2 separate regions of the Homo sapiens genome follow, and region 2 is linked to region 1. Evidence: chromatin contacts called from ENCODE Hi-C or POLR2A ChIA-PET data. All regions are on one chromosome and are shown on one strand. The core of a region is the stretch at or near the end of the contact, and the rest is flanking DNA. Distances in the headings are between cores, read along the strand shown. Region 1 has its middle 35 kb from the start of DNASE2B. Region 2 has its middle 56 kb from the start of SAMD13.

The links. Hi-C counts contacts between places; a loop is a spot of excess contacts on that map. ChIA-PET counts read pairs that join two places held with the same protein, here RNA polymerase II (POLR2A). Pooled maps may share reads with other maps.
Region 2: a loop to region 1 is called in a map of PC-3, with 6 times the contacts of the local background. The contact joins two enhancer-like sites. A Hi-C loop is called at or near these places in 12 of 168 maps with a recorded cell type or tissue (Calu3, GM12878, HCT116 and 8 more) and 14 of 50 pooled maps. POLR2A ChIA-PET finds 5 or more read pairs at or near these places in 1 of 52 experiments (Panc1).

What each region holds. Positions count from the first base shown.
Region 1 is chr1:84,430,702-84,437,001 of GRCh38, forward strand. No RefSeq gene overlaps it. Among named protein-coding and RNA genes, the nearest start is that of DNASE2B, 35 kb to the left of the region's middle. Within about 2 kb of position 2,735, at least 12 of the 41 ENCODE cell types and tissues checked have a DNase peak (open chromatin) inside an H3K27ac peak, as active enhancers do; they include HCT116 and PC-3, where a contact is called at or near this core.
Region 2 is chr1:84,242,891-84,249,112 of GRCh38, forward strand. It overlaps the pseudogene NEDD8P1. Among named protein-coding and RNA genes, the nearest start is that of SAMD13, 56 kb to the right of the region's middle. Within about 2 kb of position 4,666, at least 6 of the 41 ENCODE cell types and tissues checked have a DNase peak (open chromatin) inside an H3K27ac peak, as active enhancers do; they include HCT116 and PC-3, where a contact is called at or near this core.

The DNA of each region.
Region 1 (6,300 bases), core at 1,485-3,984:
TCTTGCCCTAGTTTCATATCCCTCTGTGCAGTACCAGAATTCAGCAAATATGTTACGGGAAAATCAGTCATGTGTTTGAGTTGCCTTCTTCCTATTTGTCACGTCATCCCTTTATAACTGTCAAGAACTTTACTGGTTTTTCTTTGTCCCAGCAGAGATTCTCTGTGTAGGCAAATCCTTCAACCCACACTCAGGATTGGCATATATCTGGTGAAAAAATATAAGATAGTGTCAGCTCACTTTGGCAAGGATTCTACTCTATCTGGAATTTTGGTTCATCTAATCCACATGCTTCCACAGAAACTTGATGCCTTTAAAACATAATTTTTTTTTTTTTTGAGACTGAGTCTCACTCTGTCGCCCAGGCTGGAGTGCAGTGGCACTATCTCGGCTCACTGCAAGCTCCGCCTCCCGGGTTCACGCCATTCTCCTGCCTCAGCCTCCCGAGTAGCTGGGACTACATTTATCCAGGTTACCCCAAGTTGTTGCACTGAGAGTGTTGGCCTTCCATGGACTTCTACATTTTACCCAGAAGTGAAAGTCTCATACTCACACTTTAAAAAAAAAATCCCTTGTTATTCCTATCTCAATATTTTGTGCATAATACACAATAACTTGTCATGCGAGTTTTTAATTAATGAATAAAGAGATAATTGCCCCCAGTGAGATAGTAATATTTTACTATGAATTTAATGCTCACCGATAAACAAAATACCTTCAGTTCAAGAAAGAATGTGGGCCGGGCATGGTGGCTCACACCTGTAATCCCAGCACTTTGGGAGGCCAAGGTAGGTGGATCACTTGAGGTCAGGAGTTGGCCTGGCCAGCATGGTGAAACCCTGTCTCTACTAAAAATACAAAAAAATGAGGCAGGCGTGGTGGTGCATGCCTGTAATTTCAGCTACTCAGGAGGCTGAGGCAGAAGAATCGCTTGAACCCAGGCGGCAGAGGTTGCAGTGAGCTGAGATCGAGCCACTGCACTCCAGCCTGGTTGAGAGGGAGACTCACCTCAAAAAACAAAAAGAAAAAAAATGTGGTCCATATTCAATATTCATTTAATTCTTACAATACCTCTTATGTAGGAGTTCCGATAATGATCAGAAGGCTAGAGATAGCTACTATTTACTAAGTACTTATTATGTGCCAAGCACCATGCTAAGTATATATAAAAACTCATTTACATATATTTACATATATTAATTCATTTAAACCCTACAGTAAGCTGGAAGATAGGTATTTCTGTCTTCATTTTCACGAGGAAATCAAGGCTGGGAAAGGTTAAATGACTTGTCTAAGTGCTCAAAGCTGATTAATGGAAGAGCTGGGATTCAAACACAGTATGTCTAGTTCCCAGTCTAGATATTTTTCACTGTACTTCAGCTTTTTGTCAGGTATGATACCACAGTTGTCCTGTAGGATTTAATTAAAATACCTGGAATTCCCCAACTTATACCTTTCCTAAGTACTCCAAAAATATAAAATATAATTATGAAGGAGCTATCCCAAGATGATACTGAAAACACTTACAAGTGGGCAGATGGACTTGGTTGCCTCTTAACGGTAGAAATAGTTTTGCCTTATTTACCTGACATTACATTGCGTGGTCTCAGATTTGGATAGCAATAATAATTTTTAAGATGGATGATTATTTAGGATTAGGGATATGTCTGTAGCCATAGTATCGAGTAACCCTGAACCTCACAGGAATTAAACTTATTACTTGGAATTCATTAGCACCTCACTCTTAACCTCTGAGTTAACTAGCCACAGATCAAATAGATCAAATTGCACTTTATAATGGAATAATATATTATTAAAAATGAAAGCCATTCCATTTGTTTATTAAAAATTCATTACTTAAAAAAAAGGCCTAATGTCACATGTTAAATTATTTGTTGTCATTTGGAAAAAGAGAAAGATTTACTTAAAAAGAACGAGTCAGCCATTTTAGATCCTGAGTGAATAAAATGCATGTTTCTTTGGTGCCAACTAGATTTCCCCTTATTCATCTATTTCTCTTAAAATGCTTGTAGAAATATTTTGATGCAATGCTTCCATTCAGGGTACAAAGGAGATGAAAGAAAAATACTCTGGCAGAGTATTTAATCAGGTATATTATTAGATAAGGATAGCTTTAGTTAAAGCAGCATCTACAGATTAGAATTCCTTCTTTTTAAAATGTTCATGGAAAATAAGTGATATAAACTTCTCTTCACCAAATAAGAATTTTAGGAAATAAAAGATTATCAAAAGAGTCCTGGATTCTTTATTATTTCTGCCTGTAAGCTATTATTATTCTGTAAGTGGGGAAATTACTATAAACTGTCATACTTTCAGAAAGAATTGTCTTCACCTAAACACCTCCTTTATGTGTATAATTATAATATCTCTTATATATGTGTGTATATATATCTTACATATATATAAATATGTGGATTTAGCTACATACACACATATATACATATGTACACATAGGGTATATATGTACTATATATGCCTCTATAGCTTATATATGTCTGAATGTATATGAGCTAAGCTAGGTCTTTTGTGTAAATTATTATATAGACATTTCTTGATATTTCAAGATGCTTCCAAATCCATTTTATAATTTCCTCATCATAAAAGTGTGAGATGTTTATAAGAGAAGAAATCATGGTACAAAGAGTTAAGTTAAACGTTCTGTCCGAGATCACAGAGCAGAAGCCAGATGAGAGCCCGGTTGCCCGATGCTCCCTGTTGACGATGCTGCCACCCTCGCTTGATAGGCTTTGCTCCAGCTGAGTCTGAGAAGGACACCATGTCCCCATTTCAATTTCCTTGAATCAATTCACTCAAACAAAAGGTCACTTTAGACAGAAATCCAGTTTGACTGATTTCTCTCACTGTATTGACTAGTTTAAATAAAATGAGCAAATCAGTGTCTTTATTTCTGTGTCACACAGACATAGCCCATATACTAACCAGGTGCTGTAACACCAGCCTCCACGACACATTTAAAACCCTGTCTTCTGAATTAAATACCTTTCTCTCAAATTAGAAAGTGACTAAAAGGCAGGACAGAAAAAAAAAAAAAAAGATAGCTGATGACCCCTTCCTAAGCAAACATTTTTCAAATACAAAGGCTAAAAAAAAAAAGCTGTGTTTAAAAATTGCAACCACCAGGGAGCAAATGTATCGATCGTGTCATTATTTTTTTCCTCCTCGTTGCTAGGATGTGGTCTATATTAAAAGACAGTTGTTGCCTTGGTGAAAATCTTCCCGGAGCAAAGTGATAGTGCTCCCCCTGCTGACCAAGAAGTCCAGGATATTGTTTTCTTGTTTTGCTTTGTTTTGCTTTTTTTCAGTTTAAAACAAAATGAAAAGGGCAATTAGACATCTTTAGCAAATAACTTTGGGCTTTACCTGCAAAACTGTATTGCATTGCAAGAATATCAGAAACTTACTGAAATGATGCCTGAAATGTTCTTTCCTGCTACATATGAGACAAAAAGCAAATTCTGACCATGTGCCACTGCTTGAGGTTGTCTTTGTTTCTTCTCTCTCTCCTGCTCTTTTTTTTTTTTTTTTTTAAGAGTCTTGCTCTGTCGCCCAGGCTGGAGTACAGTAGCATGGTAGCATGATCTCGGCTTACTGCAACCTCAGTCTCCCGGGTTCAAGCAATTCTCCTGCCTCAGCCTCCCAAGTAGCTGGAACTACAGGTGTGCACCACCAGGCCCAGCTAATTTTTGTATTTTTAGTAGAGGCAGGGTTTCACCACGTTGGCCAGGCTTGTCTTGAACTCCTCACCTCAAGTCATCCACCCACCTTAGCCTCCCAAAGTGCTGAGATTACAGGCATGAGCCACCGCGCCCAGCCTGTTTTTTCTAACTCAGGGTGGGCCTGGTGACTCAGATCCTTCTCACCTTACTAATTATTTTGGGATGCCACTGAATTTTTGTAAAGGCCCAGGACAGGAAATTGCTTATAATATTAACTAGTGACTTTTACTAAGCACTAGTTACTTGTAATGAAGGAAAAGGAGAAAGAGAGAGAATTCCACAGAGGTCTTAAGTGTCTTGCACCTCAGGTTTTATTGAATGCATCTAACATTAAAGCTGAGAAGTGGTAGGAGTGGCCTGGTCAGCTTGTGGTGGGGCAGGTGAGCCCCACCGAATGTGAGGTGCCTGCAATTTATCCAGTTAGCTATTAGCAGAGGGAGTAGAGTTCAGGAGAAAGACTGGGGCATGGAGTTACCAATTTTTAAGTCATCAACCTATATGTTACAGTTGAAATCATGAGTATGCATGAGATCATCCTAAGAAAGAATGTAGAAAATGAAAAGACGATTGAGCATAGAAACTTGGGGAACATCACCAGCACTTGAAGAATAGGCAGAAGAGGAACCATTAATGGAAAAGTGAAACAGAAAGCTTAGAGATTTTGGAGAAAAACTAAGAGAAATTATTATTGGATTGAAGTCAAAGGAGAAGAAAATTTCAAGAAAGAAGTCAACAGTGTTAAAAACCAAAGACATGCCAAGAAGGATGAGAACTTCAAGAAACCACTGGCTTTGTTAAGAGGACCCTGGTCACCCCAAGAGAGTTTCAGTATGGTAGTGTGAAAATTGGGTGAAAGCCCAATTTTAGTGGCTCTTTAAATGATAAATGAGAAAGTGAAAGTAATGAGGACAAACGACACAATGAAGACATTTGGCAATAATCAAGAGAAGCAAGGTAGCACCCCGATGAGAGACTGACTGACTTGAACATGTTTGAAGGTTAATGAGGAAGAGCCAATGAAGAGGGAGAGACAAACAAGAGAAGAAATTATTGGTTCTACCAGATTCAAGAGAAGCTGGGAGGGAGGAAAGGAACAAGAGCACTAATTGAGTTTGGAAAAGAGTAAGAATACATTTTCTTCTTGGACAACTAGGAAGTAGGAAAGGAGGTACACGTGACTTTTGAATGGTGGAGGATGATTTTAGGAAGATAGCATGGAGATGAGGGCAAAGAGAGACAAAGATTGCATGCTACAGCAGTTGTTATTGAAGGAAAGGAAGATCAAACCAACTAAAAATGTGTAAAAGCTTCTCGAGGCAGTATAAAGGGAACAGTAAAACAAGAAATATAAAACTAAAAGAGATGAACATTGGTGTGGTTGAGCACTTTTCTCCAGCAGCAACAGGTAAACCAAAGGTGAGAGAAAAAAAAAACTAGTAATTGGGTAGATTCAGAGTTATAGATTGCCATGGCCAATGGAGCAGACAAAAGAGCAGTATCCTGGTGAGATGGCAGCAGTGAATGTTTGGCTGTGGCATACAGGAGGAACATGAAAGGAAATAAAGTCATCATGGAGAGAAAGGATGGGCTGAAGGGGGAAGGGTGAGGTTGACAGTTTTTGACACTAAGATGGGATCCAGAGAACAGAGAGGCTGAAGGGACTGAAATGCTGATTCAATGGGAGACTGAAAGAGCTGAAGTCTGGAAGGGGTTTTGAGAATTCAGGATGGCTAGGAAGGCCTATAGGTTGCTGAAGGGGATGTTCAGGAGCACTCTGAGGCAGAGTGAATAAAGAGCCTGATGCCCTAACCCTTGTAGAATGTGGGAAGATGAACCTAAATATCAGGTTACAATGACTGTAAGAGGGGAATAGGCTCCAATTTTTTAAGCCCCTACTATGTACCTGGCATACTGTGGGAGTAATCGGCACATTAACTCATTCAATTCTCATTTATTTGTTGCCCCCACGTGAGAAGTCAGTATTATTCCCATTTTACAGAAGATGAAACTGAAGCTCAGAAAGATTAAGTTATTCTTTTCCCAAGGTCACTCAGCTAGTAAATGACAAAGGTAGAATGATAATGTTCCCCAGGCTGTAAGCTCCATACTGTGTAGTTCAGTCTTGTGTCCTTAGCAGCAAACAATGCCAAGCACATTTTAGGAGCCTAAAAAATTTTTCAAGAAAGAAAGGGAAGAAGGAAGAAAAATAAATCATAAATTATTGACAAAAAAAATGAATAGAGGAAGGAAGGAAGGACTTGACAGCCCACATGCTTTCTTCTATATTCCCTTGCCTTCTCAAAATATATGGTCTAACAGGATGGCAAAATTTAATTACCAGCTGTAAAACATGAAGAAGTCCTCCAATTGCTCCCTTCTTCTTCCCCCACCATTCACATAGATTTTATTTTTAAATCAGAGCCTAAGCTAAATTAAGATTTCTACATCAAGCCTTCCTGGTTATCTTCTATCTGTCCTAAATTGTCATATGGAGCACGTAAATAAAACAATCTGTTCTTCTCTAACATGGACCTTTCCAGAA
Region 2 (6,222 bases), core at 3,416-5,915, 190 kb before region 1:
ATGGTGTTAAGTGGTGGCTGAAGCCACAGACACTAATATACAGAAAAGGCTTTTATTATAGTGAGATAATTTCAGCAAATGCAAAATAAAAAGATTAAAGAAAATTCAGAGATGGTAATGGATATTGAAAACAAAGATGATCCACAGTTAGTATAAGAAGCTAATAAATACAATAGAAAAATTATTCAAATATATCATACAGAAAGTTCATCTCCAAAATGAAAGAAGAACTAAATTTACATGCTGAAAGAACACCTGTTTTTCAGGAAAAATTGACATACTGCTTTCAACACCAAACCATATTCTGGTGAAGGTTTTGCATTTTAACAATTAAAATATTATGCATAAAAATCAACCCCCAAGACTGGGGGTGGGGGTGGGGAGGGAACCAGGCTGGCCTCAGAAGTCTCCACAATAATATTCCATGCCAAAAGATAATTACATAATGGCTATAAAGTTCTAGGGAAAAGAAAGTATAAGCCAAGAATATTATACCCAGCCAAGTTGCATTTAATTTAAAGGCACAAAGCAGACACCTTTAAATATCAAAAAGAAAAATTATAGAAAACCAAATGAAGAATGTAGTAATATAGAAGCAGTGATGTAAAGCTTGTGGTAAACTCTGAATCTGTCTTAATGTAGTTCTAATTATAAGCACCTATGATGATTACAATCATAGAACTGAATGTAAATGTTTTAAACCTTGGCAAACTTAGAATAATATAACTAACAAAGTTGGAAGGTAGAGAAAGAAAGAAGTGAGAGAAGGTAGAAAACTTCTAACATCCATACATTTTATAGCAGGATGTCAATTAATGGAGTCTAAAATTGAAGTGGATTAAATAAGATAATAACTCTAACCTCTCAATTTTTTCTTTATGGTTTTGTAATTTTTTTGTGAGGAAGGAACATATATAAACAGTTTTCATTTTCCCTTCAACTTCTTTTCCTTGCGTTAAATTTATTTTCATTTCAGTTTTTTCTAGTGAATTAGATTTTGTAATATAGACAAAATTAAACTGAACACTTTATATTAAAAAGTATAAGCCAGGCGCCAGTGGCTCACGCCTGTAATCCCAGCAGGTTGGGAAGCCAAGGCGGGTGGATCACAAGGCCAAGAGATCGAGACCATCCTGGCCAACACTGTGAAACCCTGTCTCTACTAAAAATACAAAAATTAGCTGGGCTTGGTGGTGTGCACCTGTAGTCCCAGCTACTCAAGAGGCTGAGGCAGGAGAATCACTTGTACCTGGGAAGTGGATGTTGCAGTGAGCTGAGACCACGCCACTGCACTCCAGCCTGGGCAACAGTGTGAGACTCTGTCTCAAAAAAAAAAAGTATAATACAATTTTATAAAATCAGTGCTATCTGGAAGAGCAGCAGTGGCGACCGGAGTGGTAGGAGCAGCAATTTATCCGTGTGCAGCCCCAAACTGGAAAGAAGATGCTAATTAAAGTGAAGACACTAACTGGAAAGGAGACTGAGATTGATATTGAACCTACAGACAAGGTGGAGTGAATCAAGGAGCATGTGGAGGAGAAAGAGGGAATCCCTCCACAACAGCAGAGGCTCATCTACAGTGGCAAACATGAATGATGAGAAGACAGCAGCTGATTACAAGATTTTAGGTGGTTCAGTCCTTCACCTGGTGTTGGCTCTGAGAGGAGGAGGTGGTCTTAGGCAGTGATGGACCCTCCATTTTACCTCCCTACCCTGTCGCTCGTAATGAGGCATCATATATCCTCTCACTCTCTGGGACACCAGAGCCACTGCCCCCTCCCTTGGATGCCCAGTAATGTATGTCTACTGGTGGGAGACTGTGAGGACACCAGGATTCAGTATTCCTGGCCCAGAGGGCCCTTGCTGACTATTGGATGTTAGTTTGGAGTCCTGTGTGCTTCTCTCTCTTATGGCTGTGTCCCTGGTTGTCAATAAAATATTTCCTGGCCTCCTGGAAAAAAAAAAAAAATTAGTGCTATCTAGTTAGGTACCTCTCTACCTCTCTACCCTTCTGTCTCAATATGTGCACCGAGAATAGTGTAATAATGTTATCAATGGTATGAGATTTGAGGTTATTTCCTAATTCTTCCCTTATACCTTGTTGAGTTGTTTGCATTCTTTGTAATGATAAAGTAATTAATCAAAGATAAAAATAAACACGCCCAATAACAGAGCATTGATTTAATACATTTTTTTTAGATCATCAATCTTGTAAGAGTCCTACTCTTAACAAGCCATTTTCACCAGAGTTCAGTCTTAAGAAATCTTGATTCTTTAATTTCTTTTTTTTTTTTTTTTTTTTTTTTTGAGACAGAGTCTCGCTCTGTCACCCAGGCTGGAGTGCAGTGGTACAATTTCGGCTCACTGCAACCTCGTACTCCCAGGATCAATTGATTCTCCTGCCTCAGCCTCCCAAGTAGCTGGGATTACAGGCATATGCCAACACTCCTGGCTAATTTTTTTGTATTTTTAATAGAGATGGGGTTTCACCATGTTGGCCAGGCTGGTTTCGAACTCCTGACCTCAGGTGATCCATCCTCCTCAGCGTCCCTAAATGCTAAGGTTGCAAGCGTGAGCCACCGCACCCAGCCTGATCCTTTAATTTCAAGATGGAAAATGTGATACTACATCATCAATATGCTTTTGTGCAAGCCACCAGATGTCACTAAAATGGCTTCTCTAGCATTATTATTGCCATGAAGAAATGTTTCCTCTCATTCTTCATATCTCAAACTCGTGAGAACCCTTTCTTTTAACAGCCAGACCACCGTCATGTGAGGGAAAAAAAAAACCCTCTTATCTTCACTGCCAATTTCTTCACCACAATATGCTAAAAACACGTAATCAACACAACCAACTTTTTATTAAAGTTTTTACTATTTTTTAAATAGTGAGTCAAAGTCAGGAAGCACATGGCTGAGTTGGACTGTTTTCTGTCAATAAATCATGTGGTTAATTGGACATCCAAAAAAAAGCCTCTTTTATTCAAGTAGCAATGTCCTTCTTTGTCACTTACTTATCTGTTGATAACCTTATTCCTGTTTATACCATGGTTCAGAAAATAATCACTAACCAAACAGAAGTTTTTTTCCATGTGATAAAAAGCTGCTGAGTGTTTTTCCTTCATATATCACCAGCTCCTAAAATCCAATTCAGAATCTACTCATCAGCCATCTTACCTAGCTTTAAGGTAAAAATACATTGCTCTAGATTATATGCCACTGATAAGCTTTTTCTAATTTTGCTTTCCCTCCATAGATATCACTTGTCAGTTATTTGGGACTGGTTTTACAGATTTCCTAATAATAGTGTGTCCAGTACTGATTTTTGCTAAGGAGTTAGACTTTGAATCGTGCTTTTGTACTTCTGGAATTGATAGTGATCAAACACACTCTCCCTAGCAAGTGGCGGACCACACAATGAAAAGTCGTTTTTGCAAAAACAGAACAGCAGCTGACTCTCATAACCAGGAAGGCTGAGGAGGGACTTCTGTCCAATAAGATCTAAAAGATCAGAAGATATAATCAGAACTCTGCCTTTCTCTCTCCACCTCTGGGCCATGCTTTCCTCAGAATTGACTTCATCCTCAATAAGCACTCTCCATGGGGCAGAAAATGAAACCACCAGCTACTCCAGACTCACACTTTCAAAAGAGTTTTGGTCCCAGTTAAAGGAGAAGGAAGTCTCCTGCACTATATCAAGCCCGAAAAGGGACTCTGATTGTCCAGCCTGGGTCAGAGCCTGCTTCTGTGGCTGGACAAAGAGAAATACATGATTGAAAGCCTCATCAGAATTATGTGCATTGGGAGAGGGGTAGTCCTCCAAAGAAAGATGTGCTGGTCAGACAAGAAAATAGCCGATGTTCACTAAAATCTCTTCTTCACCTTTAAAAATAAAACCCAACAATTTTGTATAGAAAATAATTATTTTAAAATAAAATAATTATTTCCTGTTGTTTTGGGAAAACTTTATGGGTTGATGAGGGTGATAGATGTAACATTTCACTGATACCATACCACTTGTTAAGAAATTATCCTAATAAACAACATGATGGATGAGAAGCAAATAATTGCCCAATCCTACAAGATCTTGCTCTCAAATATTTATGACTTTTTCCTCCTCCTCCCACTTTTATTTTTCTACCACTTGTGAGAAATCATGAAACTCAAAGATTTGTTTCTCCTAATACATAGATTCAAAATTAATATTCTCAATAGAATCAGCTTCACAATTTAGGATTTAAAAATTATTATGAGTTAAAAGTATCAATTTCATTATATTCATCACCACTTTTATCTTTTAATAAAAATTTTGAAGACTTTTTAACAATAAGACATTTAACAATAACGTAATTAATGTGAAATATTATTCAAAACAAACTATACTTTGTTAAGTGAATGTTATTTTAGGGAAAATGACTAAACACTTGTGGGACATTATGGCAGTTCTAAACTTGTTTGCAGATTCTTTGACATTCCTCCTATTGAGAAGAGGGGACATTTCTCCTATTTTCCCTCCCTTTGAACGTGTGCTTACCTTGTTGACTTACTTCTAACCCATATAGTGCAGGAGAAGCAATAGTGTGACTTATAAAAGCTGGGTCATAAAAGAATAATACAGCTTCAACCTTGTTTACTGAGATACTCTAATTCGGAGATCTGAGTCACCATACAAGAAGTTCAACTATCGTGCTTACGTCAGCAGCACATATACTAAAACTGAAAGAAGTTCAACTATCGTGAAGCACAATGCTGTGAGAAAGCCCAGGCCAAACGTAGAAGCCGTACATAGTATTCACAGCAGTAGTATCTTCATGTGAAATCTGAACCAATGGCCAGCATATGTAAAGATTCCTCCAGATGATACCAGCCCCATCCGTTGAGTCACCCCCAGTGGTCAGTGATCCCAGCTGAGGCCTCAGGCATCCTGGGGCAGAGATAAGCCATTTCTTTTGTTACCTGTTTAAATTTGCGATCCATGAAATTTCTAAACATCAAAAACTGATTGTTTTAAGAGGCTAAAGTTTAGAGTAATTTGCTAGGCAGCAATAGATAAGTGGAACAGATATGCCGAACTGTTAAGCATGTAATGGGTAAAATGACAGTAAAATTCTGTTGTGTACACATCAGCTGGGCAAAAACTGAACAGCCTAATGATATAACTATAGCAAAGACGTGGAGCAATCAAAAAAAGCTCTCATACGCTGCATTGGAAATGTAAATTGGTCAACCATTTTAAAAGGAAAACTTGGCAAAATCTAGTATTAATAACATTGCCTAAGCACATGTCCTGTGACCACATGTTTCACTTATAGAAATATAGCCTAGGAAAACTCATTTGTCTACTAGGAGATAGGTATTTAAAATGTTCTTTGCAAAATTATTTGTAGTAGCAAAAAATTGGAAGCAATCTAAGTAGCCATGGAAATGAAAATGAATAAATAAGTAGAGGTAAATTTACATGATTAAATTATATACAGGTGAGAAAATAATGAATTAGACCTACAAACATCAATATGGATAAACTTCAGAAGTATAATGCTGAATGGAAAAAAGATAATTGCAGAAAATTTTCTAAATATACAGTTTATGTAAAGTTTGATTTCTTATGAAATAAGACTATTATTATTACTATAATATTTAAGGATATACATATATGTAGCAGCATAGTGGTTAATTAATTGCAAAGATTATGAAGCCAAACTAACTGGGTTCAAATTGTACATGAACACCAACTGTGTGTCTGTGGAAGAGTTACTTAATCTCTATGGACTCTTCTCACCAGCAAAATGGACCAGCCTAACCAACGTGGTGAAACTCCGTCTCTACTAAAACCACAAAAATTAGCTGGGCCTGGGGGTGGATGCCTGTAATCCCAGCTACTCAGGAGGCTGAGACAGGAGAATCACTTGAACCCGGGAGGCGGAGGTTGCAGTGAGCCGATATCGCACCATTGCACTCCAGCCTGGGCGAAGAGAGTGAACTCCGTCTCAAAAAAAAAAAAAGGGAATAATAATAATAATAATAATTATACCTATCTTATAGAAGATATAAGAAGTTAGCATTTTTAAAGCTCTTGCAAGAGTGCCTGGAACATTAAAGTGCTCCTTTGGCTAATATTGTAAATTGAAAAATTAAAAGAAGTGCATGGAAATGATAAACACCAAATGAAGGGTAATGGTTACCTATAGGGTGGAGAAAAGAAAAGAAATGGAGATGAAAC